Linked DNA regions of Homo sapiens: all the other regions are linked to region 3. A link is a loop called in an ENCODE intact Hi-C map of the cell type or tissue named here. Cell type or tissue: CD4-positive, alpha-beta T cell. All regions are shown on one strand. Links, peaks and the distances in the headings refer to the core of each region. The heading gives the core; the rest is flanking DNA. Region 1 has its middle 15 kb from the start of MIF-AS1. Region 2 has its middle 25 kb from the start of RGL4. Region 3 holds the start of GUCD1 (guanylyl cyclase domain containing 1).

Evidence for each region. Peaks named below come from ENCODE experiments on the same cell type or tissue, not always from the same donor. Only the 100,000 strongest peaks of a DNase experiment are listed, where the experiment ranks them.
Region 1: it touches region 3 in a loop (4-fold over the local background); 5 of 110 quality-filtered maps call a loop at or near these places.
Region 2: a loop joins it to region 3, with 4 times the contacts of the local background. A loop is called at or near these places in 2 of 110 quality-filtered maps.

What each region holds. Positions count from the first base shown.
Region 1 is chr22:23,908,597-23,918,706 of GRCh38, reverse strand. No RefSeq gene overlaps it. Among named protein-coding and RNA genes, the nearest start is that of MIF-AS1, 15 kb to the right of the region's middle. RefSeq lists an enhancer at 9,327-10,110. In CD4-positive, alpha-beta T cell, for the core only: no CTCF peak of the experiment used is centred there; a DNase peak (open chromatin) is centred at 4,616; H3K4me3 peaks cover 1,169 bases; H3K27ac peaks cover 1,416 bases.
Region 2 is chr22:23,710,705-23,721,297 of GRCh38, reverse strand. It overlaps the pseudogene GUSBP11. Among named protein-coding and RNA genes, the nearest start is that of RGL4, 25 kb to the right of the region's middle. RefSeq lists enhancers at 3,105-3,744, 3,795-3,954, 3,745-4,384. In CD4-positive, alpha-beta T cell, for the core only: no CTCF peak of the experiment used is centred there; a DNase peak (open chromatin) is centred at 3,937; H3K4me3 peaks cover 1,632 bases; H3K27ac peaks cover 832 bases.
Region 3 is chr22:24,550,368-24,560,960 of GRCh38, reverse strand. GUCD1 (guanylyl cyclase domain containing 1) reads left to right here and starts at 5,823. Exons shown (of 6, transcript NM_001284254.2): 1 at 5,823-6,012. The coding sequence starts at 5,970. It overlaps SNRPD3 (small nuclear ribonucleoprotein D3 polypeptide), which reads right to left and starts at 4,962. Exons shown (of 4, transcript NM_004175.5): 1 at 4,890-4,962; 2 at 3,161-3,304. The coding sequence starts at 3,286. RefSeq lists enhancers at 1,383-1,432, 5,155-5,254 and a silencer at 5,715-6,074. In CD4-positive, alpha-beta T cell, for the core only: no CTCF peak of the experiment used is centred there; DNase peaks (open chromatin) are centred at 5,030 and 5,670; H3K4me3 peaks cover 3,332 bases; H3K27ac peaks cover 1,802 bases.

The DNA.
Region 1 (10,110 bases), core at 784-8,783, 640 kb after region 3:
TACCCTGATAGGCCCCAGAAGCCCACAGTACACTGTCCTAGGCATATTACATTGCCGAAACAAGGGTGAGCCACTGCAAATACTCTTTTGTAGCATGTTTGCCTCTTTTCTCCTTTTCCTGAGCAATTTAAATAAACTTGGCCTATTCTCTTAGTGACATTGCCCTTAGCAGGTGAGGTCCACACAACCCTGTGATGTTAATGACTCCTCTCAAAGGATTAGCAACAGGTCACCCCATCCAAGTGTGGGGAAGCCTATGGCACATCCAACATTTGAACAGATTGTTCCCACCAGCTGTGATACAGGAGACCTTGATTATTATATTGGCCTCCCAGAGATCACTGGCCAAGGCAACTAAAAGGGCCAAAAAGCAGGCTGGGTGCGATGGCTCACGCCTGTAATCCTAGCACTTTGGGAGGCTGAGGTGGGCGGATCAAAAGGTCAGGAGTTCGAGACCAGCCTGGCCAGCACGGTGAAACCCCGTCTCTACTAAAAATAAAAAAATTAGCTGGGCATGGTGGCGCACATCTGTAGACCCAGCTACTTGGGAGACTGAGGCAGGAGAATCACTTGAACCTGGGAGGCAGAGGTTGTAGTGAGCCGAGATTGCGCCACTGCACTCCAGCCTGGGCGACAAGAGTGAGACTCAATCTCAAAAAAAAAAAAAAAAAAAAAAAGGCCAAAAAGCATAGGGGCCATTTTTAGGTGTTTTATGAAGGGATTTGCCACCACCTAAGCATCTCCACAGTGTAAAAGGGCAACAGCATGAGGGTTCCTGCAGGGATAAAGAAGATGCCTACTATGGCAAGAGAATGGCAAGGGGCACACTTGACTTATCTGAGCCTTTTCTTCTAAAAACCAATTTGAGGTCTGAGATGGGTTCACAAATGTATGCTGGGGAGGCATCTTCTGGGGGCTCCTGGGCTTTCACTCTTTTTTTTTTTTTTTTTGAGACAGAGTCTCTCTATGTCACTCAGGCTGGAGTGCAGGGGTTCAATCATAGCTCACTGCAGCCTCAAACGCCTAAGCTCATGGGATCTTCCCGCCCCAGCCTCCGTGCACCACCAATTAGCGGTGCCTGGCTAATTCTTTTACTTTTTGTAGAGACAAGGTCTCACCATGTTGCCCAGGCTGGTCTTAAATTCCTGGCCTCAAGTGATCCTCCCCCATCTGCCTCCCAAAGTGCTGGGATTACAGGCGTGAGCCACCATGCCTGGCCTCTTCACTCTTGAGTGATGGATCCAAGGGGTTACTTCTTGGAGTTTAAGAGAAGAATGAGTGGTTAAAAGTGTTAGGTTGGGCCCCATCCATAGCGGGCTGAGCTGGTCCTGGGAGTACTCAGCCTTCTGGGTCCTGAGGTATACCCAGTCTCCTGGGTTGTACAGATGAAGTTTTACCCCAGAGGGGACCAGGAGGCTGGGGTTGCTGAGGTGGTTGAGAATAGCAACAAATGACTCCAGATGAATAACATAATATGCTTCATCACCCTTTCTATCTCCTCATCTGGGCAAGAGAAGGGGCTGGCCACGCCTGGATAAGGCCTTACATATTAACATTTCTTTTTTTTTTTGGAGACTGGGTCTGTTGTCCAGGCTGGAGTGCAGTGGCGTCATCACAGCTCACTGCAGCCTTGACCTCCCTGAATTCAAGCAGTGTTCCTCCTTCAGCCTCTCAAGTAGCTGAGATTACAGGTGCGCACCACCACGCCTGGTTTTTATTATTATTTTTTAAATAGGGAGGAAGTCTCACTATGTTGCTCAGGCTGGTCTCGAACTCCTGGGCTTAAGTGATCCTCTTCACGGGTGGGCCTCTCAAAGTGCTGGGAATACAGGTGTGAGTCACCACGCCCGGCCCCATATAATCTTACCTTCCCTCCCCTCGCCTTCCCTCCCCTCCCCTTCCCTTCCCTTTCCTTTCTTTCTTTTTTCCTTTTTTGAGACAGAGTCTTGTTCTGTTGCCCAGGCTGGTCTCGATCTCCTGGGCTTAAGTGATCCTCTTCACCAGTGGGCCTCTCAAAGTGCTGGGAATACAGGTGTGAGTCACCATACCCGGCCCCATATAATATTTCTTTCTCTTTTTTTTTTTTGAGACAGAGTCTTGCTCTGTCGCCCAGGCTGGAGTGCAGTGGCGTGATCTCGGCTCACTGCAACCCCTGCCTCCCAGGTTCAAGCGATTCTCATGCTTTAGCCTGCTGAGTAGCTGGGATTACAGGCACATGCTGCCACACCCGGCTAATTTTTTGTATTTTTAGTAGACATGGTGTTTCACCATGTGGCCAGGCTGGTCTCAAACTCCTGACCTCAAGTGATCCACCTGCCTCAGCCACCCAAAGTGCTGGGATTACAGGCATGAGCCACTGTGCCCAGCCCCATATAGCATTTCAAAGGAGCTAAGTCTCATTCTTTCTCTGAGTGCTACCCATACTTGGACCAAGGCTATGGGTAACAGCTTTAACCAATTATCTTGGGCCTCCTGGCATAACTTGGCTAGGATACCTTTGAGAGTTCTATGGGACCTTTCAGTCTTTCCCAAGGAGTTTGGTCTCCAGGCTACATGCCACTTCCACTGTATGACCAAGGCCTGGGAAGTTTTTACTACTATGTTAGAAATGAATGCGGGTCCATTAGCACTCTGGACTGACTTAGGGAGACTGAATGGAGGGATAAATTCCTTTAGTAAAGACTTCATGGCTTCTGCCTTTTCAGTCCAGCATGGAAAAGCCTCTATCCAACCAGCAAAGGCATCAGAAAAGCACCAGGAGATATTTAAATCCTCTAGAAGACATAGGCATAACACTGGAGTCAATTTGCTAGTCCTCCCCTCACATGGTTCCCCTGAATTGTACCACCTTGGCCAAGGGAGATATGGGAGGTCTGTTTTGAGCATTGTTTCTCTGACAATAGACACATTGGTCAGCCACTTTATCCATCATTTTCTTTGCTTTTGGGGTCCTTATTATCCTGAGGAGCTAGGTGTGCATAGTCTTCTTGCCATAGATTGAGAGATCATGGGCAGGCTTTATAATAGCCCAACTCAGATTTCTGGGCACCCAAATCCTGCCTCTCTTATTTAGGGCCCATCCCTCTGAGAGGGAACTCTGATGCTCTCCCTCTCGCATGGCTTCCTGTAATTCCCCAGGGGAGTGTCTTGGTTTATTGGTTTATATTCATAAAGAGGTACTGAAGGAAGCAGGGACTTTCCCTCCCTGTGTGTGCCAGGTTGCTCCCCTTCATTAGTTCAAAGTCCCCCATTAGATGACCCCCACAATCTGTCTAGTCATTTCCACTGTGCAGTAGTGCCAATATTTATGTTTCATATTTGATTTATTTGTTATTGGCATTCAGAAGTCCCCTTTCGTACCCGATTGCACCATGGGCATGGATCACAGTGAGCACATATCTCAAGTCTGTATAAACAGTCAAGGCCTTGTCCTTTCTTCATGCCAGGGCTCTGGTTAAGGCTATTATCTGAGTCTTTGGGGCTGAAGTTTGGGCAGGGAAGCTTTTGGCCTCTATGGTTTTCCATAGGGAGAGAACCACATATCCTGCCCTTCTTTCGCTCTTCCGTGAAGCTATGGCCATCTACAAACCCTATGTCTTCCTTTCCTTTTTCAACCACATCTCTGCTACAGAGAACCTTGAAGGTCATTTCTACTAAATGCAAGCGGTTAATATTAGGAACTGAGACTTGTGTTTTTCCCAGGCATGTCCTCAAACTTTGGCTAAATTAACCTTTATTGATTGAGACACCTGTCTCAGTCATTTTTTGGTTAACACAATACAGATAAAGTAGGATCCCTATCTCATATTACACATAAACATTAATACAGATGGACCAAAGACCTAAATATGGGGGATGGATCAGTAGAAAATACGGGAGAATATCTCTATGACCTTGGGACAAGGGCTGAGTTTTTAAGCAAAACACAAAATGCTCAAATCATAGAGGAAAAGATTGATAGTCGCCTGTGTTACAATTTTAGATTTGTGCTTCAAAAAGACACCCTAGGAATTAGGGGTGGAAAGGAAGCAAGCCACAGAGTGGGAGCAAATATTTGCAATTAATGCGCTGAACTAGTAAAAGACTGGTATCCATAAAATTATAAAGAACTACCAATCAATAAAAACCACAACCCAATAGAAAAATGGGCATAAAATACAAACAGGCAATTCTCAGAACATGAAAACAGAGTAGTCAATAATTACATAAAGAGAAGTTCAAACTTACTCAAAGTAGGGAAATGAAAATCAAAGTTATAATGAATATTACATTCCACACCCATCAGGTTGGCACGCTCAAACTGTATGTTTAAGATGCTATATTTAATGTTATTACAATCAAACTATGTTCAAGTTTTTTAATATGCTATTACAATCATTATAACAGCAAAAAATTGGCAACACTCCAAACGCCCATTACAAGAGGATGGAACAGGATATAGAGTGGATATTAGCGAATTAGGCCCATACATCTGCGTGGGAGCATCTCAGAGAACGCAGGGGCGAAACGCCGGAAGGGCACACAAACCAAGCCCCGCCCCCGGGAACCCCGCTCCCACACGGAGCATGCTGGAGGCTGATAGGTTGGTTTGACCACGCCAGTTCCGCCTTCGCCTGCCCCCTTAGAGCCCCGCCCCCGCGCGGAGCATGCTGGGGACATACGGACTCACTTTCCTCGCCAACCCCGCCCTCCGGAGCTACCAGCAACAACCAACGGGCAGCGAGCAACGGGCGCGCGCTGCTCCCTTAGGAGGCGGTGACCATCTGCCCGTGTGCCCAGGGCCTCTGAGGGCGCTGGATGGCTCCGTTGTGTCCGGGTGGTCTCGGGAGCTGCAGGGAAGGGGCGGGAAAACTACACCGGACCCCATGGGGAGCGCAGAGGCGGAAAGGGAAGGGCCTAGGGACCTCAGATTGTTTTGAATCAAGGGCAGAAAGATCGGGTCGGAGGGAGGGAAGGAAATACTTCCGTGCCTTCAGAGGGAGTCTAGAGTCCCAGGCCGTGCCGGGTGGAAGGAACTGTGCAGCGTCCCAGAGGGAAGGAAGAAGAAGGGAAGAGAAGTGGACTCAGAAAAAGTGGAGGGGAAAGAAGGGAGATGGGAGAAATGGAGGGCAGAAGAGGCAACGTTCCCCAGCCCTATAAACCATAATGAGCCCATATGAGAAAGCAGAAAGGTGGGTGGGAAGTGGGGGGCTAGAAAGGAAAAGAAACAAAAGCTGTCTTGGTCTGAGTCAGGAGCCCAGCTGTTGTGACAGGAAGGGACCTCAGAGATGGCTTTCACAGGTGGCTGTGACTATAGCTCTTTCTGGTGCCTCAAGCTCCCTCTTAACCCCTGGGAGACTTTTACCTTTGGGAGAGATTTCCCTTTGGGTTAAGGAGGGGAAAGAGGGACAGAGGGACAGTGGCAAGGGATGCCAGGAGAAGGTGAGGGAGAGGACACATGAGTGTTAGGTTTTTGAAAAAAGACGAGGGTTAAAGACAAGAGAGTTGACCACTCTACAACACAGGTTTATTAACACAACCTACAGAGGTGGGGACCAACTTAATGCCAAAGCCCCACTAGCACTTACAGGCTGGAATCATTATAGGCCTGGATGAGGGGTCTGGAATGGTAGGACTTACTGCCCAAGAGGATGTTAATAAAAATATTTCTTAAACCTTTGTCCCAACAAGATGTGATAAAGAAGTCAGACAGTTGGGGAGGATGTTACTTACAGCCCAAACCCCTGCAGAATGTTTCACTGTGACCAGGGTCTATGAAATGGCAGGAAGATTTACAAAATAATACAGCTTGGACTAAAAATTAGGGCCCAGCCTGGGGAGAGCTAGGCACTGATTTTTAGAGAAGTCTATGTCTTTGGCTATGCCAGAAGCACTGCAATCTTATTTCAAGGGCTTCTGGATGTGGTGGACTAAGTCTAAGACTAGGGGGTCCAGAGAAGACCCCATCCTTAGTAACCCTTGTCAATAGGGAGACTTCTCACGGAATCTGCTCTTTGGGTTTGACCCTCTGTCTTCATGTTCATGCCTCATTCATCTTTGTTAGGTTTTGAAGGGAAGGTGAGGGTTAAAGAGTTGGCAGCTTAACAGCAACACAGGTTTATTGCCAGCACAAACCTGTGGAGGGGGGACCAGCTTAGTCTCAGAGCACGAGTCCCACTTACAGACTGGGACATTTACTATAAGGAAGAGGAAAGCAACACGAAGGGTGGCTGGGCAGTCAACAAGGACAGGTTTATTTTAGAAAATAAACTTGAGAGGGGCTTCTGGCCGAGTTAGCTCAGACTAACTTCTGTTACAGACTAAGGATATTTAAGGGTTTTGGAAGGGGTCTTATCGTAGGTTCCGAATGTTTCTGTGTGAGGGAAAGTTTATTGCGGGGTTGGAATGTCTCTGGTCGGAAGGGAGGCTGTCTCGGGGTTGGCATGTTTCTGGTCAGAGGGGTTTATCTTAGGGTTGGAATATTTCTGGTTATGCTGACATTAGCCATTAGGCTGATGTTTTGGGGCTGGATTTAGGCGGCTTTTAATGAAGGGGGAACTTAGAATGGTGGTATTTGTTCAAGATGGCAGTGCTCCTGCTCTGTCAGTTATGGGTCTGGACCGGGGGAGAAGGGGCAGTATAGCTTGCTCCCCTGCAGGATGTTGAAGATGTTCCTTGGGCCCTTCATCCAGCAGGATGTAATAGAGATGTTCCTGTGGTTAGGTGGTTAGGCAGTATTTTTTTATGACCTGAACCCCCATGGAATGTTTTATTCTGACCAGGTTCTGTGAAATGTTGGGAGACATCTGCGGCCATACTGTAAGGCTCTTGTGTTGGTTCGAACCCCGAGAGCTTGCCAGCAAAGAACACAAGGCAGTGTGGAGCAACACGCTGTTTTAATGAGCACCTGGGTGCAGATGGGCTGAGGCCTAAAATGGCGTCAGCCCCAGGTGAGGACGGGGCAGGGGTTTTATAGTCTCCTGTAAACAGGAAGTGTCCCAGTCTGATGTAACTGCTACATGGTACCCAGATGGCCTCTCTCTTGATCTTCAGGGGTACGTGTCTCCTGGCCAGCTCTCTTCCTGCTTCTGCTATCTTGCTGACACACGCTGCTAGCACAAGTGGTCTTGTGCCTTGGGACTGGGCCTGAGAAGGGAGGAGTTATTCATCCCCCCAAACTTTCAGGCCCCGGGGAGAATCTTTCACATACCACCCTGAACACGCCCAATCTCGTCTGATCTCAGAAGCTAAGCAGGGTCTGGCCTGGTTAGTACTTGGATGGGAAATGATCACAGGGAGGCTTACAAAATGGTATAGGATATCTTGTGGTTTAAGCCCATTCCCTCCGGGAAGACCTTGTTGGTTTTCTCCCTACAGAACCTGCTGTGTACAAAATGGTGTAGGATATCTTGGGGTTTAAGCCCATTCCCTGAACCTGCTATGACATTAACTGAACAGCTCCTGGGGGTGCATCCCAATAGGGAAGTTATTGAGCTCCCAATGTTTTCGTGAAGCTGCTTTGTCAACTGTGAAATAATTATTGCCCTGCCCACTCCTGGGGTTGTTAGAGACCCAGTGAGATACTAAAAGTGTGTTTAAAGCATGTAGGGTCTGCAAATGCAATAAAGTGTGGTCAGAAAGCCCAACTCACGTGGCTTTGGGGGCCACTGGTGAGAGAAGAGACTGGAGGCAGCCTGTTGTGGTCAGAGCCTCCTGCTATTGTCAATTTCTCCTCACTGTCCCCTTTACCAGGAAGGCAGTGTCAGTTTGATCAGCTGCCAGTCTGTTTGCCCTCATTCCCCCTGGCCCTGCCCTGAGTCCAGCGACCTGGATTTGAAACCTGCATCTGTCACTTACTAGCTGAGGGATCTTGGGCAAGACATTTCAGCCCTTTTCTGCTTAAATAGAGTTAAGACAGCCTATGAATGAAACTATATAAACCAAGGCATTTCTGACTCCAGTAGGAGGCAGCTGCTGTGAGGGAGAAGCCCTGGCCAGGAATCTGTTATAGTTATTTTGTCACCAACTGGAATGGCCTTGGGACAAAGCACAACAGCTGTCTTGACCTCATCAATAGCCTTGACCTCATCCCTCGTGTCATGCTGTGTCATCTTCAACATCTGTCACTTCCATCAGCCTTAGCATTGGCCTTGGCCTCAGTTTCCTCATGTGTGACTTGAGGATGATGATTCTTATAGGAATCAATAAGCTTGGGATAAAGAAGCTATTGGGTCACATTATACATACTTTAAATGCATTAAGTGGGGTCTGCAGTTCCTAGAGATTAGCAGATTGCATTGCGTGAGAACAGAGCCATAGAGAATGTTTGAGGTCCCATTAATAGCTGATAGGAGGCTGATCAGTAAACACTGGGAGGGGAGGATTGACTCTTGGGTGAAGAGTTGGAGGAGGGTGGAGGATTGAGTCTTGGGTGAAGAGTTGGAGGGTGGAGGATTGAGTCTTGGGTGAAGAGTTGGAGGGTGGAGGATTGAGTGTTGGGTGAATTGAGTCTTGGATGAAGAGTTGGAGGGTGGAGGATTGAGTCTTGGGTGAAGAGTTGATTGGAAAACAAAGCTGAACAGAAAACCAGGGCATCATCAACACTGATGAGTAATTTTTTTTCTCTATAAAATGATTATTTAGATTAAGAAAAGGAATGACAAATTTTGAAAAGCCGACAAACACCACAAACTCCAGAAAAAAAAGAATCCTGACATTTTTACTAAGTGACAGACACACCTTCGCCTTTAAAACACTCTGTCCCCCCCATATTTCTTGGCTGCAGACTCTTTGATCACATTTTCGTGTGACAGTGATTTTGTAATATTTTCTATGGGGAGAATAGAAAGATAATTCCGTCTCTCCTTTGGCAGTAGGCATGTCCCTGTGAGGGAGGAGATCAGCAGGATTTTTCCAAGCACCTGTCAAAACCCTGCTGATCAAAACAGAACATAACAATAACAAAGAATGGCCAAAACCAGCTCGGAATAGGAATTAAAATGCATTTGCATAAGATACTCCCACCAGGGCCATGACAGTTTACAAATGATCCCACGGCAATAACCCAGGAATTATCTTATATGGTTCCAGGAACTTCCTGTTCCTAGTTTATGAATAACCTGCCTCTTATTTAGCATATAATTAGCAGGGGGTATAAATATAGCTAGCCAGCAATCCTGGAGTGCTATTCTACCTGTGGGGTAGCCCTGCTCTGTCTGTGGAGCAGCCATTTTGCTGTACAATGTTGCTTTAATAAACTTGCTTTGCTTTCAGTTTTGTCTGTTAGCTCACTCTTGAATTCCTTCCTGAGCAAAGCCAAAAACCCTCCCCGGCTGAGTCCCGATACGGGGATTTGCTTACATCAGCCAGAAGTAATTTATGCACAAAGATAACTATAGCAATTTTTAGTAGATACAGAAGTGACTTCAAAGCCCAGAAATGTGTCCCACTAAACTCATACAAAATGATCCCCAATTTTACCTTCTCCCTTAGCCATATCCAAAATAGCCACAGCCATTCCAACAGGACAGACGCGTGACAGAGGGAGAATATGAACTGAAAAGAGACACTAGGCCTCAACCAACTTGTAAAAATGTCTTCTACATATTTTCCAAAAGCACATGACAAAAGCATTGATAGGGCTCCTCCCAAGGCAAAGAGGGCCCCTGAGGGTTAAGCTTAATGTTGTCTCTGAAGCCACCTCTGCTCTGAATAATCGCAGCTGCACCGGTTGCAGCTCGCTCTTCCCCCAACATGTCCCACCTCACCCTCTCAACAATACAGTGGGGATGTTCTGAGATTTGTACCCACCGCCTAAAAGAACCCTCCTCTGGGTGGGATGAGATTCTCTGGCCCTTAGCAGGGCTCTAGCCTGCCCTGTCCTCTCCTACACATGCACCGGCAGTAAAAGCTGAACTTTGAACCACAGGTGCACTTCTTGAAAGGGGGCAGAGTGGGAGGCAGAAAAAACACGTTGGATCCTATACATGCCTTTGGGAACCCCCAGTGAACTCTCGGGGTTCCGTGTCTGGTCATCTTTACACTCCCTTCTAAGACTGCTGGGAGGAGCTATTGAACACTCTTGCATGAGACATCCACAAGCATAAAAAACATGGCAGCGGGGGAGGGGAA
Region 2 (10,593 bases), core at 936-8,935, 840 kb after region 3:
GGAGGCGGAGGGTGCAGTGGGCTTAGATTGGGCCATTGCTCTCCAGTCTGGGCAACAGAGCAAGACTCCGTCTCAAAAAAAAAAACAAAAAACAAAAAACAAGAAAAAGTAATAATAGCTCAGAACAACAGCCACCCAAGTCGGTTAGAGCCACAAGATATTTGATCCCCTATAGAAAGTAAAGATAACATCTTGACAAATGTCCCTAAGTTGTTTTTCAGAAGCGCAGACCTCAACCAGATGAAAAATGGCGACAGCTTTCACGTTGACCTCAGATAAGGGTGAACCAAGGGCTGAACTCTGATTGGAGTTCTTTGTTCTAAATTTCTTCCTGAGGGGCTTGGAGGGAATCAGACTCACAGGTGAAAACTTAACATCCCTTCTGCTGACCCCAAGGTTTTAGATAAAGCTTTGCTTTCTTAACCAACTGTAAACGTAAAAAATATTTGAATTCACCAGGCGCGATGGCTCATGCCTGTAATCACAGCACTTTGGGAGGCCGAGGCGGGCGGATCACCTGAAGTCAGGAGTTCAAGGCCAGTGTGGTTAACATGGTGAAACCCTGTCTTTACTAAAAATACAAAAATTAGCCGGGCGTGGTGGTGGGCGCCTGTAATCCCAGCTACTCAGGAGGCTGATGCAGGAGAATTGCTTGAACCAGGTGGCACACGCCTATAGTCCAGCTACATGAGAGGCTGAGGCAGGAGGATTGATGAAGCTCGGGAAGCAGAGGTTGCAGTGAGCCGAGACCAGGCCATTGCACTCCAGCCTAGACGACAGAGCGCGACTCTCAAAAAAAAAAAAAAAAAGAAAAAAAGAAAGAAGGAAAAGGAAAAAAGGAAGGCATCTTCTCTGGCACCCTTTAGTCTTTTTTTTTTTTTTTTTTTTTTGAGATGGGGTCTCGCTCTGTCACCTGGGCTGGAGTGCAGTGGCACAATCTCGGCTCACTGCAACCTCTGCTTCCCGGGCTTTATCAATCCTCCTGCCTCAGCCTCTCATGTAGATGGGACTATAGGCGTGCACCACTCCACATAGCTAATTTTTTAATTTTTTTATTTTTTGTAGAGACAGCGGTCTCGTTATGTTGCCCAGGCTGGTTGCAAACTCCTGGGCTCCAGTCATCCTCCTGCCTCCACCTCTCAAAGTGCTGGGATTACAGGTGTGAGCCACTAAGCCCGTCCTGAATTACTGATTTTTACATACTGTATAAACTTTGGCATCCTACTTTTTCTTACTTTTGTTAAATTTGGCCTAAAGCTGCCTCATCAACAGTGAACTATATCCTAATTTAAGCATGTAAGCATTTTACTAAAGGAATATACAAGTAAAATTTTAAAGAAAGAAAATAGGCTGGGCATGGTGGCTCACTTCTGTGATCCCAGCACTTTGGGAGGCAGAGGCGGGTGGATCACGAGGTCAGGAGATCGAGACCATCCTGGCTAACAGTGAAACCCCGTCTCTACTAAAAATACAAAAAATTAGCCTGGCATGGTGGCGGGCACCTGTAGTCCCAGCTACTCGGGAGGCTGAGGCAGGAGAATGGCCTGAATCCGGGAGGCGGAGCTTTCAGTGAGCCGAGATTGTGCCACTGCACTCCAGCCTGGGCGACAGAGCGAGACTCTGTCTCAAAAAAAAAAAAAAAAAAACTAAATAACTAAATAAGAAAACAAGCATAAACATTTGGGAAAAAGCCTTTAGGCCTTGTCAGTTCCTAGAATGTATTTATTTTCACTATACTGGGGTATCCTTCCAGTATTAAGGTCCATTCTCAGAAGGTGGATTTGGCGAGCATGAAAAAATGGGGTGGGGGAGTAATCGTACAAACAACTGTGTCCAGTCCAGGTTCCTAGGACCAAAGGGACCCCTCTGTATGGCAGAGGCACCCAACAGCCATAACTGATGTGTACCCTTAGAATGACTTTATGGTCGGCCGGGCGCGGTGGCTCACGCCTGTAATCCCAGCACTTTGGGAGGCCGAGGCGGGCGGATCACGAGCTCAGGAGATCGATACCATCTTGGCTAACACGGTGAAACCCCGTCTCTACTAAAAATACAAAAAATTAGCCGGGCGCGGTGGCGGGCGCCTGTAATCCCAGCTACTCAGGAGGCTGAGGCAGGAGAATGGCGTGAACCCGGGAGGCGGAGCTTGCAGTGAGCCGAGATAGTGCCACTGCAGTGCCGCCTGGGCGAAAGAGCAAGACTCCTTCTCAAAAAAATAAAATTAAAAAAAAAAAAGAAGAATGACTTTATGGTCTAAGAAGAATGTGTGTTCGGAGCCCCAAGCTAAGGAATCAGGAATGGCAAGATCCTGGAACGATGCCAACCTATGAAACCCTGAGTCAAGAGGTCAAGCTGGGCACTTGGTTTCTCAGGTCGACTGCTTGGCCCTCTTCCAAGTTGTACTTTCCTTCTTTCCTTTCCTCCTTTATTTCCTGTTCTAAAGTTTTATAATAAACTTTTTTTTTTTTTTAGATACTATCTCACTCTATAGCCCAGGCTGGAGTGCAGTAGCTCAATCTCGTTCACTGCAACCTCCACCTCCCAGGTTCAAAAGATTCTCCTGCCTCAGCCTCCTGAGTAGCTGGGATTACAGGCGCTCACCATCACACCCAGCTAATTTTTGTATTTTTAGTACAGACATGTTTTTACCATGTTGGCCAGGCGGATCTTGAACTCCTGAGCTCAGGTGATCCACCTGGCTCAGCCTCCCAAAGTGCTGGGATTACAGGCATGAACCACCATGCCCGGCCCCGGCCTGCTTTTTAATAAACTTTTACTCCTACTCTGCAACTTGCCTCTGTCTGGTTTCTGCCTTATGACCCTCGGTCAAATTCTTTCTTCTGAGGCGGCAAGAATTGAGGTTGCTACAGATGTGTATGGATTCACCACTGGGAAGTTGGATACCTTCCACCGGTAACTGGTCGAGGATGTTAGGTGAAAATGTTATGGAAGCTGCATGGTTTTTACAAATCATGTAGTGGTTCTCATGTCCAGCCATAGCCACTGCACCTGTGTGAAAGTCCCCTCAATAAACCTTTGTCTTTTTTACTGTCTCCAGATCTCTTCCTCTACCCTTCCACACGGTGCCTTCCCTACTGGAGTAAAGTGGGGTCCCGCAGGGCACCCTCTCTGTGCAATGTTTTTTTTTTTTTTTTTTTTGAGATAGATTCTTGTTGTGTTGCCCAGGCTGGAGTGCAGTGGTGTAACCTCGGCTCATTGCAACCTTCGTCTCCTGGGTTCAAGCGATTCTCCAGCCTCAGCCTCCCAAGTAGCTGGGATCACAGGTGCCTGCTACCATGCCTGGCTTTTTTTTTTTTTTTTTTTTTTTTTTTTTAGTATTTTTAGTAGAGATGGGGTTTTGCCATGTTGGCCAGGCTGGTCTCGAACTCCTGGCCTCAAATGATCTGCCCACCTCAGCCTCCCAAAGTGCTGGGATTACAGGCGTGAGCCACTGCACTTGGCCTCTCTCCCTGCATCTTCATGTGTCTTCAACGCCAAGAGGGAGCTTCTGGCCCCTCGGTTAGGGTCGAGGTCCCAGAGGCCCAGGGTCAGGGCTACCGCCGCCTCCCAAGGACGTGCATGCCTGCAAGAGGCTGCATCCAGCAGTCATGGAAGAGGCTCCACTGGGGCCTGCTCTAGTTCCTGCTGGGGAAAGCAAGTGGAGGTGCCCCTTGAAGAAACGGGGATCCCACCAATCTCAGGGGTTCTGTCCTGGCCTGTGGCCCTGGATCATCCAGCACAGAGCAGACGACGATGGGGAGCAGACGACGCCCTTCTTGGTTGGGGCTGAGGGTGGGGGTCCCGCTTCCCTAAAGGCCTAGCCCAGGGTTCCAGCCACAGGCGCCGCCCCGCCCCTCCAGGCCTGGCAATCGCCCTCAACAAAGATGGCGCGGACGACCTAAGTCGCGTCACGCTACCGGCGCGTCACGCGACCTTGCCGCAATGCTCCTCCCGCGCAGCTCTTATCCCCGTAGACTGCGGCCGAGACGGGGAGGGGGAAGCCTCGCCTGGGGGGCGGCAGTGGCCTGGGCGGCTCTCCGGCTGCTGTTGTATGGCTGCACGTTGGCGCTACCGGACGGGATGCTGTATCCCCGAGAGAGCCCGTCGTGGCAGCGCAAGCAGCTGGACGGCCTCTGAAGCTTCCGCGCCGACTTCTCCGACAACCGACGCCGGGGCTTCGAGGAGCAGAGGTACCGGCGACCGCTGTCGGAGGCGCGGACTCGGGGCAGGGCCAGGAGTCGCCCGGAAGCCCGGCGGTGGGAATGGGGTAAGCCCCGGCGCCCTGCAGCCTCCTTCACCGTAGTGCCCCGGAGCTGGGGGCCCGGAGGAGGTTAAAGGTCAACGGGCTTGGGGGCGCGGGATTGGAGAACGGGAGTACCTGGGGGACCCGCGAGGGCCGGAGCGGTGGAGGCGGGAGGAGGAAGAAGCGCTCCTGTCGAGTCCCGTTCCTAGGCGAAGGCTGAGCCCGGGCAGTGTCCTTCTTTCTAATGTTTAATTTTAATTTTTGAAATGCTTTTGAGACCGGGTTTGGCCCTGCTGCCCAGGTGGGAGCGGAGTGGTGCAATCCTAACTTCTGAGCTCAAGCGATTCTCCCGCCCCAGCCTTGCAAGTTACCTGGGACCACCATGCCTGGCTAATTTAAACAAACAAACAAACAAACTTGGTCGGGCTCGTGGCTCACGTCTGTAATCCCAACACTTTGGGAGGCCGAGGCAGGCCGATCACCTGAGGCCAAGAATTCAAGACCAGCCTGGCCAACGTGGTGAAACCCCATCTCTACTAAAAATACAAAAATTAGCCAGGCGTGGTGGTGAGCACCTGTAATCCCAGCTACTTGGGAGGCTGAGGCAGGAGAATTGCTTGAACCAGGGAGGCGGAGGTTGCAGTGAGCCGAGAACACGCCGCTGCTCTCCAGCCTGTGAGACAGAGTGAGACTCCGTCTTAAAAACAAAATCAATTTTTTTTGTTTTTTTTGTTCGTATTTTTAAGATATAGGTCTCGCTAAGTTACCCAGGCTCGTCTCGAACTCCTGGCCTCAAGCCATCCTCCCACATTAACCTCTTGAAGTGCTGATTACAGGCATGAGCCACCCAGGCACTCGTCAGGCCTGAGAGGCAGGCGCTGCCCAGAGCTGGGCCCGGGGATCGGGAGGAGGCGACAGTTTAGATATTTTGAGGTCAGCTCTGCCAAGGTGGGAAGGTACCTTGGTTTTCACGGTTCAGATAGAGGACAGAATGTGACCTCAGGCCAAGGACGCCACCCCTCTTCCCCTCCTGACTTGGATGTGGTCAGCAGAGAAGTGGGATCCGATGAGGTTTGGGCCGCGTTTGCCTGGTGTACATCCTCTTTTTCTTTTTTTCTTTCTTTTTTTTTTTTTTGTTGAGACGGAGTCTCTCTCTGCTACCCAGGCTGGAGTGCAATGGCACGATCTTGGCTCAGTGCAGCCTTCCGGGTTCAAGTGATTCTCCTGCCTCAGCCTGCTGAGTAGCTGGGACTACAGGCCCACCACACCCAGCTAATTTTTGTATTTTTAGTAGAGATGGGGTTTCACCATATTGGCCAGGCTGGTCTCGAACTCCTGACCTTGTGATCTGCCTGCCTCTGCCTCCCGAAGTGCTGGGATTACAGGTGTGAACCACCGCACCCAGCCTACATCCTCTTTTTCTGACTTTACGGCATTCAGTACAGGAGAAAGAGAGGAGAAGGCTGGGTGCCAGCGTGTGCCCCACTCACAGTGTCCTAAGCAAAGCACCCCCCATCCCCCTAACCAGCCTTCCTCCCTGTGACAGGCAGTGGGCCATCTGCCTCTTAGTCACAGGTCTGAACCTTCTTGCCTCGTGCTGGGATGTGCCCCTGGGCTCACCCCTGTCTTGGGAGATACTGGGTTCCATCCGCTCCAAGGAGGAACTCCTGGCCCCACTGGCCCAGGTGTACAAACCGCCCTGGCAATTGACCTGTCATCAGCAAGTTATCTGTCTGTTCCACCAGGAGTCCCCACCGTGTGTCAGTGTTTGCGCTAGGCCTGGGGGCGTGGCTGTGCAGTACACTGGTCCTGGATCCCTTTGGGGGGCCTAGGAGCTGAGCCCAGCCCTTCTCTTCGCAGTCAGGCCCCACCGTGGACATGCCGGTTCCCTCCAGCTTCAACGACATCGGCCAGGGCTGGCGGCTGCGGCATTTTGTCAGCTGGTTGTGGTATGAACGGGAGGTGACCCTGCTGGAGCGATGGATCCAGGACCTGTGCACAAGAGTGGTGCTGAGGATTGGCAGTGCCCACTTCTATGCCATCGTGGTCAGTGAGGCCAGGAGCAGGCAGGGCGGGTGGGTGGGCACAGCTGCTGAACAGCATGGGACCCTCAGCTACCACCCATAGCCTGTCTTCTGGGGTGGGACGGTGGGGGTCCTTGCCCTGCCCTGGAGGCTGTGCCCTGTGTAGAGGGATAGGTGGCCTGATGTACCCCATTGGGATGTCATTCTTCCCGTCTGGCTGGCAGGCCCCCGATCCCCATACTGCAGGTTATGTGAGGGAGTGCCTGATAGCAGTGCCCCTCCTCATGCCCTGACCTGCCACCCCCTCCCCATATCTCCTATGTCTGCAGTGGGTAAATGGGGTCGACACGGTAGAGCATGAAGGGGGCTACCTCCCCTTTGAGGCCGACATCAGCAGCCTGTTCCAGGTGGAGCCCCTGCCCTCCCACCTCTGCATCACTATCGCCATCAACAACACGCTCACCCCCCAACCCTGCCACCAGGGACCATCTGTACATGACCGACACCTCCAAGTGGGGACCATCCTGCCTCCACTGCACGCACCCACCTTCCCGCCCCACCCTGTGGTCTTCCTGCCAGGGACAGGGTGGCCTTCGCAGAGAGGAGGCCCTGGATCTGGGGAGGCATGTGAGCTGAGGTCAAAAGACCCATGGCAAGGGCCCAGCGAACCACAATTCTCCCGCCCTAGGTATCCCAAGGGTTACTTTGTCCAGAACACAGACTTTGACTTCTTCAGCTACGCAGGACTGCTGTGGTCTCTGCTTCTATACACGACACCCCCCACCTACATCGATGACGTCACCGTCACCACCGGCGTGAAGCGAGACAGTGGTGAGGGCTTCTGGTAAGATCCTCCCTCAGTGGGGCCCAGGGTGGCTGTGTTTGTTCTCTGTTTGGAAAGCTCTCCCAGCATCTCTAAACCTTCATAGGTTCCCATCCACCTATGAAGCTAAAATCCAGGCTGTCTGAGCCGGCGTGGGCTCCCGAAATCACCCATGTGGTAGATCTCGCTTGGAGAAGAGGGGTCTGGCCTAACGTCACACAGCTCAGGGTGGCAATCCTGTCCCTTCCCCACGGTGCTGCTCTCACTCTAGCTCCCCTTGCTACACATTGTGCTCAAGGAACAGGCAGCTTCGAGGGGCCGGGTGCGGTGGCTAACGCCTGTCATCCCAGCTCTTTGTAAGGAGGACTTGGTAGGAGGATCACTTTAGGCCAGGAGTTTAAGACCAGCCTGGGCAACATAGCGAGACCATCACCACAAAAAATTAAAAACCGTCAGGCATGGTGATGCATGCCAGTAGTCCCAGCTGCTGAGGCAGGAGAATCTGTTGAGCCTGGGAGGTCAAGGGTGCAGTGAGCTGTGACCACGCCACTGCACTCTGGTCTGGGCAACAGAGGGAGACCCTGTCTTTTTTATTTTTATTTGTTTTTAAGCTAGAGTCTCACTCTGTAGGAGCCCAGACTGGAGGGCACTGGTGCAATCTTGGGCTCACTGCAACCTCCACCTCCCGAGTTCAAGTGATTCTCCTGCCTCAGCCTCCCGAGTAGCTGGGATTACAGGCACCTTCCACCACATCTAGCTAATTTTTGTATTTTTTTTTAGCAGAGATGGGGTTTCACCATATTGGCCTGGTTGGTCTTGAACTCCTGACCTCAAATGATTCACCCGCCTCGGCCTCCCAAAGTGCAAGGATTACAGCTGTGAGCCACCGCACATGGCTGGAATACCCTGTCTTTAAGAAAAAAAAATGTTTTTTAATTTTTTTTTTTTTAAATATATCTTTTTCCTTTTGTGAGATGAGGCCTTGCACTGTTGCCCAGGCTGGATGGCAGTGGTGCGATGATTGACAGCTGTTGTGGGGCCGCAGTTGTAAGTTTCAAAGAATTTAGGCTGGGTGTGGTGGCTAATGCCTGTCATCCCAGCACTTTGGGAGGCCAAGGTCAGCAGACCGCTTGAGCTCAAAAGTTCGAGACCAGCCTGGGCAACATAGTGAGACCCTGTCTCAAAAAGAATGAATAATTAAAATAAATAAAAAAGAATTTAAATAAGAAATCACACAGCAAAGGTGATGCAGCATAGAGCAATTTATTGTAAAGGGAAAAGTATTTTGCAAGTTAAGTGCAGAATAGCCTGGGTGCAGTGGCTTATGCCTGTAATCCCAGCTACTAGGGAGGTTGAGATGGGAGAACTGCTTGAACCTGGGAGGTGGAGGTTGCAGTGAGCTGAGATTGCAACACTCCATTATATAATCCCAGGTACTCGGGAGGCTGAGACAGCCTGGGTGACAGAGCGAGACCCCATCTAAAAAAAGATCGTGAAGTCCAAAATACACGGTTCACCCTGAGAGAGGATTCAGGGCAGTCTGCTCCTAAGGATGAGAGAGCGCTGATTATTACTGGGGAAACTCCCTTTCTGGGAGTCTTCCATGATGAATTCCTAAGGAGTTGGAAGAGGTGTTACTCTAAGCACGTTCTGGGTCATCCTCTGGGTGCACATGGGCTGTAGCTGTACATGCTTGTTCACACATCAGATGTCTCAGCGCCGTGGTTGGCACGTCCGAAGGACACGGTCACTTCCTTGACTACCTACCCTGCGTCAAGATCGTAGCTCGTTGCCGCCCCAAACTCCTGGCTCAAGCAATCCTCCCACTTCAGCCTCCCAAGTACTTGGGGCTGATGGGACTGCAGGCACACACCACCACGCCCAGCTAATTTTTGTTATTTTTTAGGGAAGATGTGGTTTCTCTATGTTACCCAGGCTGGTCTTGAACTACTGGGCTGAAGTGATCCTCCCTCTTCAGCCTCCCTGTGGTGGTGTGTTGGGATTACAAGTATGACCACTGCCCCTGGCCAAATACACGTTTTTTTTTATGTTTGTTTTTTGTTTTTTTGAGACAGAGTCTTGTGCTGTCACCCAGGATGGAGTGGTGCAGTGGTACGATCTTGGCTCACTGAAACCTCCGCCTCCCAGGTTCAAGTAATTCTCCTGCCTCAGTCTCCCTAAAGTAGCTGGGATTACAGGCGTGTGCCACCATGCCTGGCTAATTTTTGTATTTTTAGTAGAGATGGGGTTTCACCATGTTGACCAGGCTGATCTCGAACTCCTGGCCTCAAGTGATGCACCTACCTCAGCCTCTGAAAATGCTGGGATTACAGGCATGAGCCACCATGCTCAGCCTGTTTCCTTAAATTTCTTTATAAAAATTTACCCTATGGTAAAGGTGTACTACCAGAAGGTAGAATGAGACACTTTGGTCCATGCGTACATTGTGTAATGATGAAATCAGGGTATTTAGCATCTCTCTTGCCTCATAGAGTTATTATTCCTTTGAGGTGAAGACATTCAGTATCCTCTTTTTCTAGCTTTCTTGAAAAGTACGCTCTGATAATGTTAGACCTAGTCACCCTGCTGCTGTGGAATAGAACTACAGGTTTCATTCCTCTCACGGAGTATGTAACTTTATGCCGTTTCCAATCTCTGACTATGCCCCACCTTTCAACCCCCACCCGTGGTAAGAACAGTTATGCTTACTAGTTCTATGAAATAAAGTTTTGTGGATTCCTCCTGAGTGAGAAAATGTGATGTTTGTCTTTCTCTGTGTAGTTTATTTCTTTCTCCTTTTTTCCTTTTTTTTGAGATAGTGTCTGGCTCTGGTTGCTCAAGCTGGAGGGCAGTGGTGCAATCTCAGCTCACTACATCCTTGACCTCCCGGGGCTCAGGTGATTCTCCCACCTCAGCTTCCCGAGTAGCTGGGACTTTTGAGAAATGTCTCTTCGGGTTCATTGCCCAACTTTGGCTGGGTTACCTGGTTTTGCATGTATTTTTACTAGAGATAGGATTTCACGATTTTGGCAAAGCTGGTCTGAAACTCCTGACCTCAAGTGATCCACCCGACTTGGTCTCCGAAAGCACTGGGAGTACAGGTGTGAGCCACAGCACCCGGCCTCATTGCATCTTCTAGGTGTTCTTTGAAAAAAATGTGTTGACTGCGTACAGGTGTGTGTTTAGGTTCTCTTACGTCCCTAGGTTCGTGGATTCATTTTTATGCCACTACTGTAGTCTTTGGATGAGTGGAGGTTTTACTTGTAATTTGAAACTGGGGATTGTGCGGCCTCCAATTGAGTTTGTATTCCCTAGGATTGCTTTGCATATTCAGGTTCTTTGGGTCTTTGGTGGTTCCATGTGAATTTTTAGCCATGTATCGTTAACATTTCATAAAACGTTTGTTTCATACTTCATGTCCAGAATTAGGGGTGCATTGGGACATTGTGATACTTGTTTGTATACCTTGAGTATGGATAAAATCAGGGAGTTTCCCATGCTTG
Region 3 (10,593 bases), core at 1,493-9,492:
TAGAGACCAGCCTGGGCAACATGATGAGCCTCCATCTCTATTAAAAATACAAAAAATATTAACATTAGTGGGGTACGGTGGCCCATGCCTATAACCCCAGCTACTCAGGAGGCTGAGGCAAGAGAGTTGCTTAAACCCGGGAAGACGGAGGTTTGCAGTGAGCTGAGATTGTGCCACTGTACTCCAGCCTGGACAACAGAGCAAGATTCTGTCTCAAAAAAAAAAAAAAAAAAAAAAAAAAAAAAGGCCAGGTGCAGTGGCTCACGCCTGTAATCCTAGCACTTGGGAGGCTGAGGCAAACTCAGGAGTTTGAGACCAGCCTGGGCAACATGGGGAAACCCTATCTCTACTAAAAATACGAAAAACTAGCTGGGCATAGTCCCAGCTACTCAGGAGGCTGAGGCATGAGAAGTGCTTGAACCCAGGAGGCAGAGGTTGCAGTGAGCTGAGATCATGCCACTGCACTCCAGCCTGGGCGACAGAGTGAGACTCTCAAAAAAAAAAAAAAAAAAAAAAAAAAAAAAAAAAAAAAGCAAGCAAGCTGGGCATGGTGGCTCACATCTGTAATCCCAGCACTTTGGGAGGTCGAGGCGAGCAGATCACAAGGTCAGGAGTTCGAGACCAGCCTGGCCAATATGGTGAAACCTGTCTCTACTAAAAATATAAAAATACAAAAATTAGCTGGGCATGGTGGCAGATGCCTGTAGTCCCAGCTACTCAGGAGGCTGAGGCAGGAGAATCGCTTGAACCTGGAAGGCAGAGGTTGCAGTGAGCCAAGATCGCGCCACTGCACTCCAGCCTGGGTGACAGAGCAAGACTGCAGCCTGGGTGACAGAGCAAGGCTCCATCTCAAAAAAAAAAAAAAAAAAATTCTTTATAAACATAATTATGTTAAGATGAAGTCATTAGAGTGGGCCCTAATCCTACATGCATGGTATCCTTATAAGAAGAATCTGGACAGAAACACTACAGAGGGAAGACCAAGTGAAGACACAGGAAGAGAGCCATATATAAGCAAGGAGAGAGGCCTGAAACAGATCCTTCCTTCACATTCCTCAGAAGAAACCAGCCTTGCCAACACCTTGATCTCAGACTTCCAGCCTTCAGAACTATGAGAAAATAAATTTGTGTTGTCTAAGCTGCCCAGTCTGTGAAACTTTGTTATGGTAGCACTAGCATACAAATACAAGCAGGGAGGCAGGTGGCTGTCCCCCACCATTGGTCAGGCATGGTTCCTTCTGAGGCCAAGGTGCTATTTTTATCCCTGATTTAGAGGAGGGACCAGAGGATGAAGGAGGTCCAAAGCTAAGCTCGCCCCAAGTCACCCTAGGGGGCAGGCTACAAGCTGATTCCAGGTCTGTCGGACACCAAGGTCTGTGCACTTTGTGTCATGTTGACTGCATCTCTGAATGGCTACCAAGGTTATCTGGTTAGACACCTTCACGTTACGGATGGGATGACAAAGGCCCTGGAAACCCAGCAAGTTGTCCAAATACATACAGCTAATTGAACAAACCCATTAAGCTTCACTAACCCAAGTCTTGCATTCTCCTCACCAAATTAAAGAACCTTAAAGTGGATGAGCATGCCTTAAGCCAGAGGACTGGATATATGAGAGATGATAAACTTATCTACCCTCAATAGATAAACTGATCTATTGACAGTAATGCAATAAACCTGAGTCACCAGAGGTCTACTTCTCTGCATTCAGGGAACTGACCAAGCTTGTCAACCTCGCAGGAAGATGACAGACGCTCAAAGCTACAGAAAAATCACAAATAAATGAACCCTGCAAACCAATGGATGGTCAGGATGCCTGACCGCGGTGTAAGGTGCTTTACCTCTCTGACCTTCTCATCTGGAAAAAAGCAATAGGTATCATATGTTGAACACTCACAGTATGTGAGGCACTGAGCAGCTATGGCACACATACAGCTCATCTGATCTTTGTAAAAGTCCTGGGGGTGTGGATATTACCCCTGTGGCAGTCTTAAGGGTGTGCTGCTCACATCTCCCTTCAAAAGAGAACAGGCTATGAGGAGTGCAGGCAGCCGACAATCTCCATCTTTGCAGTCCACCATGGCATTCAACTTGAGGCTACTCTCTCCCCATGTTGCCAGCCTGAACACACCGGGGGTGCCAGTCCGCCCATTTCTGCCCCATGCTAGACTCTTCTAACGAGCAATCGCTGCCTTGCTGAGATTTCCTCAAAACTACGCTGTAGTCTAAGGCTCTTCCTGCTCAATCCTCCTTCCTTTCCCCTCTCATTTCACCAGTCAGACCAGCACCATAGACTGAAAATTTCCCTGCCTACTACTGCTTCCTTGCTCTTTTATCCTTTATTGTCATTTCCCCCAATAAATACCTTGCAAAATTCTGTCTTGGCATCTACATCAAAGAACCCAACATAATACCACCCCCATTTTACAGATGAGAAAACTGAGTGGTTAATACATCTAAAGTCATATAATTAGGATTCAAACCCACATCTCTCTCTGACTCCCAAGTCCAAGTTCTTAACCAGTGGTTTAAAGAACAAAGAAAGTGTGAAGATACAACTGAAAAACAATGCTATAAAAATTCAGATGACTATGCAAAAGGCAAAGTTGTGCCATGAGAAGGACACCATATCAGGAAACTACTCCATTATTTATCATCAGAGTGATGAGCCCTTTAATCTCATTCTCCCTATTTTATGGATGACAAGACTATCACCAAACCTGCTTACCTCACAAGGTAGTTGCAATAATCAAATGAGACTCCTCCTCCAAGAGAAAAGGGAAACAAATACAGTAGGTGAGAAGATTCTGCTAATCGCAAAGCAAGTGGAGGCAAATGGATAATGGCCCTGAATCTGAAGGATTCTACTGAAGGAAGTAGCACTTCTCCCAAATAGACCCCCATATTTGGGGATGGAAAAAACAAAAAGGACAAAGTAAAATATTCCAAACCTCCAAATGGCTTTTCTGCCTCAAGATTATGTGTCTCGTTCATGCCCACACCCCCAGAGCCTATAACAGCACCTGACTGGTATGCATTAGGCACTTAGGAAATCACTGCTGAATGAGAACAATTTCCAGAGACCCTCAACACACACTTTTCTGTCCTTCAAGACACAGGGCCATTCCTCCCACACAGCCTCACATGCAAAGCAGAATACCTGGCAGTTCATGTTGTCCTCTGCTTCAATGAGCTTCCCCCGATATACCTCACCGGTGTTCGTCTCACATGTCACAATGTGGCCCTCGGCCTCATGCAGTACTTTAATCGGCACACCAATAGACATCTTGGCAGGAAGAGAGTTCTACAATGAGAGAGACAACAGTCAGTTCATCTTTCAGAGTCTGAAAAGGCATGTGGCACACATCATGCTTCCTTTAAGGCCTGGCACTCCATAAAACTTAGCAAAAACACCAAAGCTGCATTTTCTACCAAGGAAAAAAAAAAAAGCTCAGCTCCTGGTTTGGAGGAAACTATCTGGCAAATATGTGCAAGATGTGGGGTGAGGAGGAATGATGGGATGGACAGAAGTAAAACTAGGAATGAAAAGAGAGCATCTCCCATGGGTCATGTGTCCCCGCTACCCTATGTCCCTTAATCTTCAGCTAAAGGACCATTAGCCAATACTGTGTGTGTCAGGGGAGGGGGACTGGAATGTTAATTTGTTGCACTGTTATTTGTTAACCCTTAATTGTAGATGATTACGTTTTGAGAATAATACAGGCCCGAGCTGTCCAATACAGCAGCTCATGTACACACGTAGCTATTTAAATTAAACTTAACTAAAACACAATAGAATTAAAATAAAAAAACCCAGTCCCTCAATCCCAGTGGCCATATTCCAAGTCCTCAACGGCCACATGTAGCTAGTGGCTACCCTATGGAAGGTGCAGATACAGACCAAAGGACCATGCACATCTAGGAGAGCAGGCTGTACTTTTAATTCAGCCCTTTAACCCTTCACTTATTTTACTATCAAGGATATTGAGAAAATATCAAAGTGACAACGTGCTATATGCAGGAAATGCTTGTCATGGAGGAAAATCAGGGAAAGCACCTGACTTGACCTAATCAAAAGCATCAAGCAGTGAACTTTTTATTGAGATGAGCAACAACTCTAAGTTTCAACTTAAGCGTACCTAAGACAGGAGAACATGAGGTTGAAAGGACAGGCTCCTTTGGTGAGGATCCCTGGCTTTCAGCCTTAGGAGTCTAGATTTTATGCTGAAGGTAGTGGAGAACCACTGCAGAATTATATGTAAAGAATGACGCAATGAAAAGATAGCAGCATTTATTTACAAAATGGATAGAACGTAAGGTTTAGAAGCAGAGAAACTTGTTAAAACTTCTGCAACAGTTAAAACTGCTGCAACAGTGTGGAAAGCATGAGGGGACCATTGCCTGAAAGGGGACTGGGGCAGAGATACAAAGAACTTTTTAAAAAATGACCGGCTGGGCGCGGTGGCTCACGCCTGTAATCCCAGCACTTTGGAAGGCCGAGGCCGGTGGATCCCTTGAGCCCAGGAGTTCGAGACCAGCCAGGGCAACATGGTGAAACCCCGTCTCTACTTAAAAAAAAAAAAACAAAAAAAAACTCATAGGATTTGGGGGAAGGAGATAGTCAATCAGAAATGACTTCGAGATTACTGCCTGGAAGCTTTGAAAAACACTCACCTGGAGAGATACAGAATGTGAGAAGCATGCACGTTGAGGGGAAAGCTAATGAACTTACTTCCAGGAGCTAGTGAGGCGACGCTGATGTTTGGGTGGCCCAAGCTTCCCGCTTTCTTCCCTCCCCGAGCCCCGCAGAGTTCCATGCAGCAAGTCTTTCTCCAGCCCCTGGCCCCTCACAGGCGCCTCGACCTCCCCTCGCCCGTCCCCAGCCTCACCGGCTCTGGCCTACTTTTCTTCTCTTCGGTCCGCTGCGAAAGATGCTACGGCGAAGGCGTGAGTCAAGCGAATGGCGGGCCTAACACCCAGAATTCCACTCTTTCCCAAAATGCTGCGCGCAGGGCCCGCCTCCTTCCTTTCCCCAGTGTTGAGCGCGGTCTCGCCTCCGCTTCCTCCTCACTCCGCCTGCCGGCTGGGAAACTAGGGCACCAGTACGATAGTTCCGGCACCGGAAAAGAGGGCTGATGACTGGGCCCGGGGGCCGCCGCAACGACCCTTGGGGCCGGCAAAGAGCCAGAGAGGGTGCTCACACTTCCAAGCACCCCACACCAAGGACAGGCTGGACGGCAAGGCGGAGACGCGGGGCTTGGGCCCTCAGACCGGGGACAGCAGGAGGTTGGGCCAAGGGCCAGGACTTCCCGTCACAATTTCATTTGTTGATCCCGGCACCGCCAGGTAAGGGGGGCCCTGAGTGAGGCTAGGTATCTGGTACGGATAAAGTTAGGTATAGAGTAGAGCGGCTGCCCGCTCAGGGTTATCCCTAAAGACAGTTGGAGGAGAGTTGCTTGGGGCCTCGGGGATGCACTGGGCGGGATCAGGGCTTACACCTAGGACTGGCAAAAGAGCGGGACCCGGCAGAGGCGGGGCTTGCCGAAGGGACGAGCCTCTATTCAGGAAATGCACGAGCTTTGGGGCGGGGCTCAAAGAAAGGGGCGGGGCTTCCGGGGCCCGCGTCCTGGTGAGCTGCGCGTCTGCGCGAGGATTGGGCGAGAGGGTGGGGCCACTCAACGCTGAGGCGGCGAATGGCCGGAGCAGACTTAAATCAAGAGGCTGGGGACCTCTAAGATCAAAGTTTGGGGCGGGGCCTAAGGAGGGGGCGGGGCCTCCAGATTCGAGACCTGGAAGGGCTGGGGCGGCGCTTGGGGCGGCCCAGCCGCCGCCTCCCGTTCTCTCCTCCGCAGCGGCGGCGGTGGCGGAGAAGGAACTCGACACGCACCGACCGCCCTCCCGCCCCAGCCGAAGCGGAAGCTGTAGCCCGCTCTGGGCCGGGGCCATGGGCGCCCCGCGCCGCCCGGGTCATGAGGACGGAGGCGGAGGCAGCGGGGCCGCCGCTCGAGCCCGGTCAGTGCCTCTCTGTGGGCCCAGTCTTCACCCTAGGAACGAAAGGGACCCCTCCCTAGCGCGGGGCAGGGTCCAGTCGCGCGACCTTGGGCCGACTCCCGCCTCGCCCCCACACCCGCCTGGTTCCAGTCAGTGGGGGTTTCCTGACACTCGCAGGATTGCGACCCTTGTCAGCATGGTGGGAAGGTCCGGGTAGCAGGGGCACCACCTTCCCCAGAAGCGAAAAGTCCTGCTGGAGCCGCCTTGGGAGCTCCCATGCCTTGGGAAACCGTGGAGGACTGAGGCTGGGAAGGGCAGGAAACTGGCCGAGAGCACCGAGCAATGGAAGGGCCAGTGCCCTGGCCTCCGAGACTCGGCGTTTTGTCTTGCTCTTGTTCTTCACTTTCGTTCTCTCTGCCACGCGGTAGCCTGAGCCCCTTTGGGGCGGAGACCCGGACTGGTATTCAATGTCTTGGCCGTTAGTTTGCTTGCCCAAGACGTAGGGGAGGGGGAAGACGTGATTCCTGTCCTGCTGAAGGCGCGGGGTTGATGACAAACGGAGTTCTAGCTAGTAAACTCTGAAGTGAAGTGCCAACTGTGGAAGAGGTCAACAGCATGTGGGACCCTGACCTTCAGGTGTCACTCCCAGGGAGTGTTCCCTTTTGTGTCTGCTGTGTGGAGTTGGTGGGGGATTTACAACCCTCCTCCTCCAGTTGTCTAGCCCTGTGGTCTGAGACAAGATACTTGCCTTTCCTGAGCCTCAGAGGAGGAATGGCTTACATTCACAGGGAGTGTTCTATGAGGCAGGCGCGCGCTGCGTGCAGTTGTTTACATGCAGTGCCTCATTAATCCTCATAACGAACCAGTGAAGTAGGTGCCCACTGTGATTTGCACTTTTGCAGCTGAGCAGACTGAGTCTGAGATGGGTTAAGTATTAAAGGCTAGTGCACTGCTTGCCTTCCTTAGTGACAGCCACTAACTGAGCTCAGGCCAGGGCCTTCCAGGCAGCCCTTTGGCTCCAGGCAGCAACGTCTGGCTGTGGCTTTGTGTTTAGAAGGCTAAAGCTGTTATGGGGACAGATGCCAAGGCCTCGCCTAACCTTATCACCCCCAACATGAGCACCTCTAGGTCCGATCCGCCCTTGCCGAGGCTGGAGATGGCCCTGTGGGGCCTGCCAGGCCTCAGGATCAAGGAGTTCTAGAGCGCAGGGCAAGAGGAGGAGGCGCAGCTGAGTCTCTGAGAGAGAGCTGCTGTCTTGTGCCACATTTTATAGCTGGACATGGAAAGGCATGGACAGTCATAGCCTGGCAGAAGATAGCCCAGCTAGTCAGTGTCACAGCCCAAGCCACAGAGTAAGGAGGGAGCCTCACACAGAGGGCTGTAGTCTGGAAGCCTGGGGGAGGAGGGGTGCAGAGCAGGGAAGTGACAAGTAGGCCTGGGCATCTCAAGGTATGAGGTCTTTTTGGAAAACGCCTTCCATTCCCCAAGCATATCTAAGTGCCTACTCTGGGCTGAGGGTTGGAAGGAGGCAAATGCAACCTCATCCCCATCTGCCACTGAAGAATTCTCATTGCCTCTTTAAGGACTCCATATTGAGGGGCCCTGAGAGTGAGAGGGATTAGAGCATGGAGACAACATTAACATTTCAGACTAAGGCTCATCAGCTATCATTAGTGATAGTGTAGTTTATGTGTGGCCCAAGACAATTCTTCCAGTGTGGCCCAGGGAAGCCAAAAGATTGGACACTCCTAGACTAAGGGATGTGCAAGAGCAAAAGCTGGGGAGGAAACAGTATGAGTAGAGAAAAACAAAAAGGCAGTGTGTGGCTGCTGTGAGGGGTTCTTGAACAGGCAGGCATTCACCGTGACAGCACAACATCCTGCATAGAGCTCTCCCACTGCTCAGCTCTTTATGAGTCCCTAGGGGTCAGGGCTTGGGTGGGTCTTTAGTTACCTTTGTGTCCCCAGAGCCTAGCAAACAGTGAGGGCTTATTTTATTTTTAATTATCTGGGTGTGGTAGCGTGTGCCCATAGTTCCAGCTGCTCAGGAGGCTAAGGTCAGAGGATCCCTTGAGCCTGGGAGTTCAGGGCTGCAGTGAGCTCTGGTCACACCACTGCACTCCAGCCTGGGCGACAGAGTGAGACCCTGTTTCAGAAGAAAACAAAAAGTTCTTTTTTTTCCTTTTCCTTTTTTTTTTTTTGAGATGGAGTCTCACTCTGTCGCCCAGGCTGTAGTGCAGTGGCGTAATTTTGGCTCACTGCAACCTCCGCCTCCCAGGTTCAAGCAATCCTCCTGCCTCAGCCTCCCGAGTAGCTGGGATAAGAGGCTCTGGCCCCTGCCCGGCTAATGTTTGTATTTTTAGTAGAGACAGGGTTTCACCATGTTGGCCAGGCTGGTCTCAAACTTCTGACCTCAAGTGATCCGCCTGCCTTGGCCTCCCAAAGTGCTTGGATTACAGGCGTGAGCCACTGTGCACGGCCTAAAAAAAGTTTATTTCTTCCAGCAAATATTTATTGAGTTACTATTAAACATTCAACACCAGCAACTGAGAATAACAGTGAACAAGATCAGCAAGTTTCCTGCTGTCTCAGTTCATTTGTGCTTCTATAACAAAATACCTGGGACTGGGTAATTTAGAAACAATAGAAATTTAATTTCTTTTTTTCTTTTTTGGAGATGGAGGTCTCACTATTTTGCTCGAACTGGTCTGAAACTCCTTGGCTCCTCTTGCCTTGGCCTCGTGAGTAGTTGGGATTACAGGTGTGTGCCACTGTGCCCAGCTCTAGAAATTTAATTCTTCACAGTTCTGGAGACTCTGAGGTCCAAGATCAAGGCGCTGGCAGGTTCTGTGTCTGGTAAAGGCCTGTTCCTTGTAGATGGTGCCACCTACGTGTCCTCACATGGTGGAAGGAACAGAAAGGGCATGAACACTGCTTTTACATGACAGAAGAACAGAAGGGCAAAAAAAATGGCCTATGCTAGTTTCCTCCAGCCCTTTTATAAGGCACTAGTTCACTGATGAGGGCAGAGCCCTCCTGACTTCACAAAAGGCCACACTTCTTATTTATTTATATTTTTGGTTGTGGATATCTTCTGCACCCATTTCTTCATACCACCACAATGGAGATTAAGTTTCAACATAAATTTTGGAGAGGATACCATAGCACCTGCCTTCAGGAAGCTTGCCGTCTCAAGAGAGTGGCTTGATGCTATTGTTACTTTTGCCAAGCACTGTGAAGGAAACGAATAGGATGCTGTGAAGGAGAGTTCCCTCGTTTCTCAAAGGCTTAGTCAGAAAAACCTCTAAGAAGAGATTTTGAGCTGGGACCTGAATGACTAGAAGGGACACAACCTTGAGAACAGCAGCCGGGAGAGAGTTTCAGACAGAGGGATCCTCACGTGCAGATGCCTTGGGGTAGAATGAAGCCTTGATGAGTTCACAGGTTAACTAGACCACAGGTGAGGGCAGCCAAGATGAGGCTGGCGGGCCAGGTTAGGCAGGGCCCCGGTAAGGGATGAGAACCTTATTCCAAGAGCAGTGGGAAACTGAATGGGAATCCCTACGGCTGCTGTATGTAGAGGTGGGAGAGGTGCTGGGAGTGGAATTTGGGGCAGGGACAGGCAGGGGTCAGTGCCACTGAATCCTTGGCAGTGATAGCAGGGGAACATGTGAGCGCCTTGAGTGAACGGCCTGGGTATCTTTTGGAGGCATCTGGGTTAAGAGGAAGGAAGAGAATGAGGCCTCAGTCCAGCCTGGGCTTAGCATACCAGGCCCCAGCTGGGGGCAGGTTCACATTATTAGCACCTGCAAAGGGCTTTATAGACGTTCTTGTCCTTAGGGTTCACATCACCCTGCAGGCTGGCGTCTGGTAGTCCATTTCACAGAGGAAGAAGCAGGCACAGAGAGGCCAGGCAACTTAGCTAGCAGGTGGCCTGCTTTGCTCATGCCATTGTGCCTTCCATGGGCCCTGCTGCACATGGAGTAGAAAGACACCAGGAGCAGTGATAGGTCCCTGCCTCTTGGGAACGTATAAGCAACACAGGAGGGCACAGACAAGCTCAATGCAAGGGCCGCATCCTAGGAGGCAAAGTGTGAACTCAAGCCCAGAGAAGTACAGATGAGTGAAAGGGTGTAGCCAGTCTGTGATCAGGGAAGGCCCTGGAAATGGCCTCTGAGCCAGGCCTTGAAGGCTGGGGAAGGTCAGACATAGGAAGGGAGGAACTTGGGATTCAAAGCCTGGTAGGTTGGAAAGGCCAGGACAGATCCCAGGACTAGTGAGTGGCCGTCTTAGCTGGCGCACACAGGGAAGTGAGGGGAACTGGGGCTGGCACAGCAGGAGGGCTCCTGGGGTGGCTCTACACAGAGCTGGTCACACAGTCCAGGAGAGACCTGCCAGATGGGGAAACAATGTGGGCAAGGTTTTCACGTGCTGAATGAGTGTCATGAGTGAGTAACAGCAGAGATAAGTCTCTTCCTCTTTAGACTCTGAACTTTGTCCAGGTTCATGAGGTGGCTACGGAGGAGGGTCCTGCATGCCACAAGCCCATTTGCCCCACCTCAGGGCCTTAGCACATGCTGTTCCCCCATCCCCTCTAAGGCAC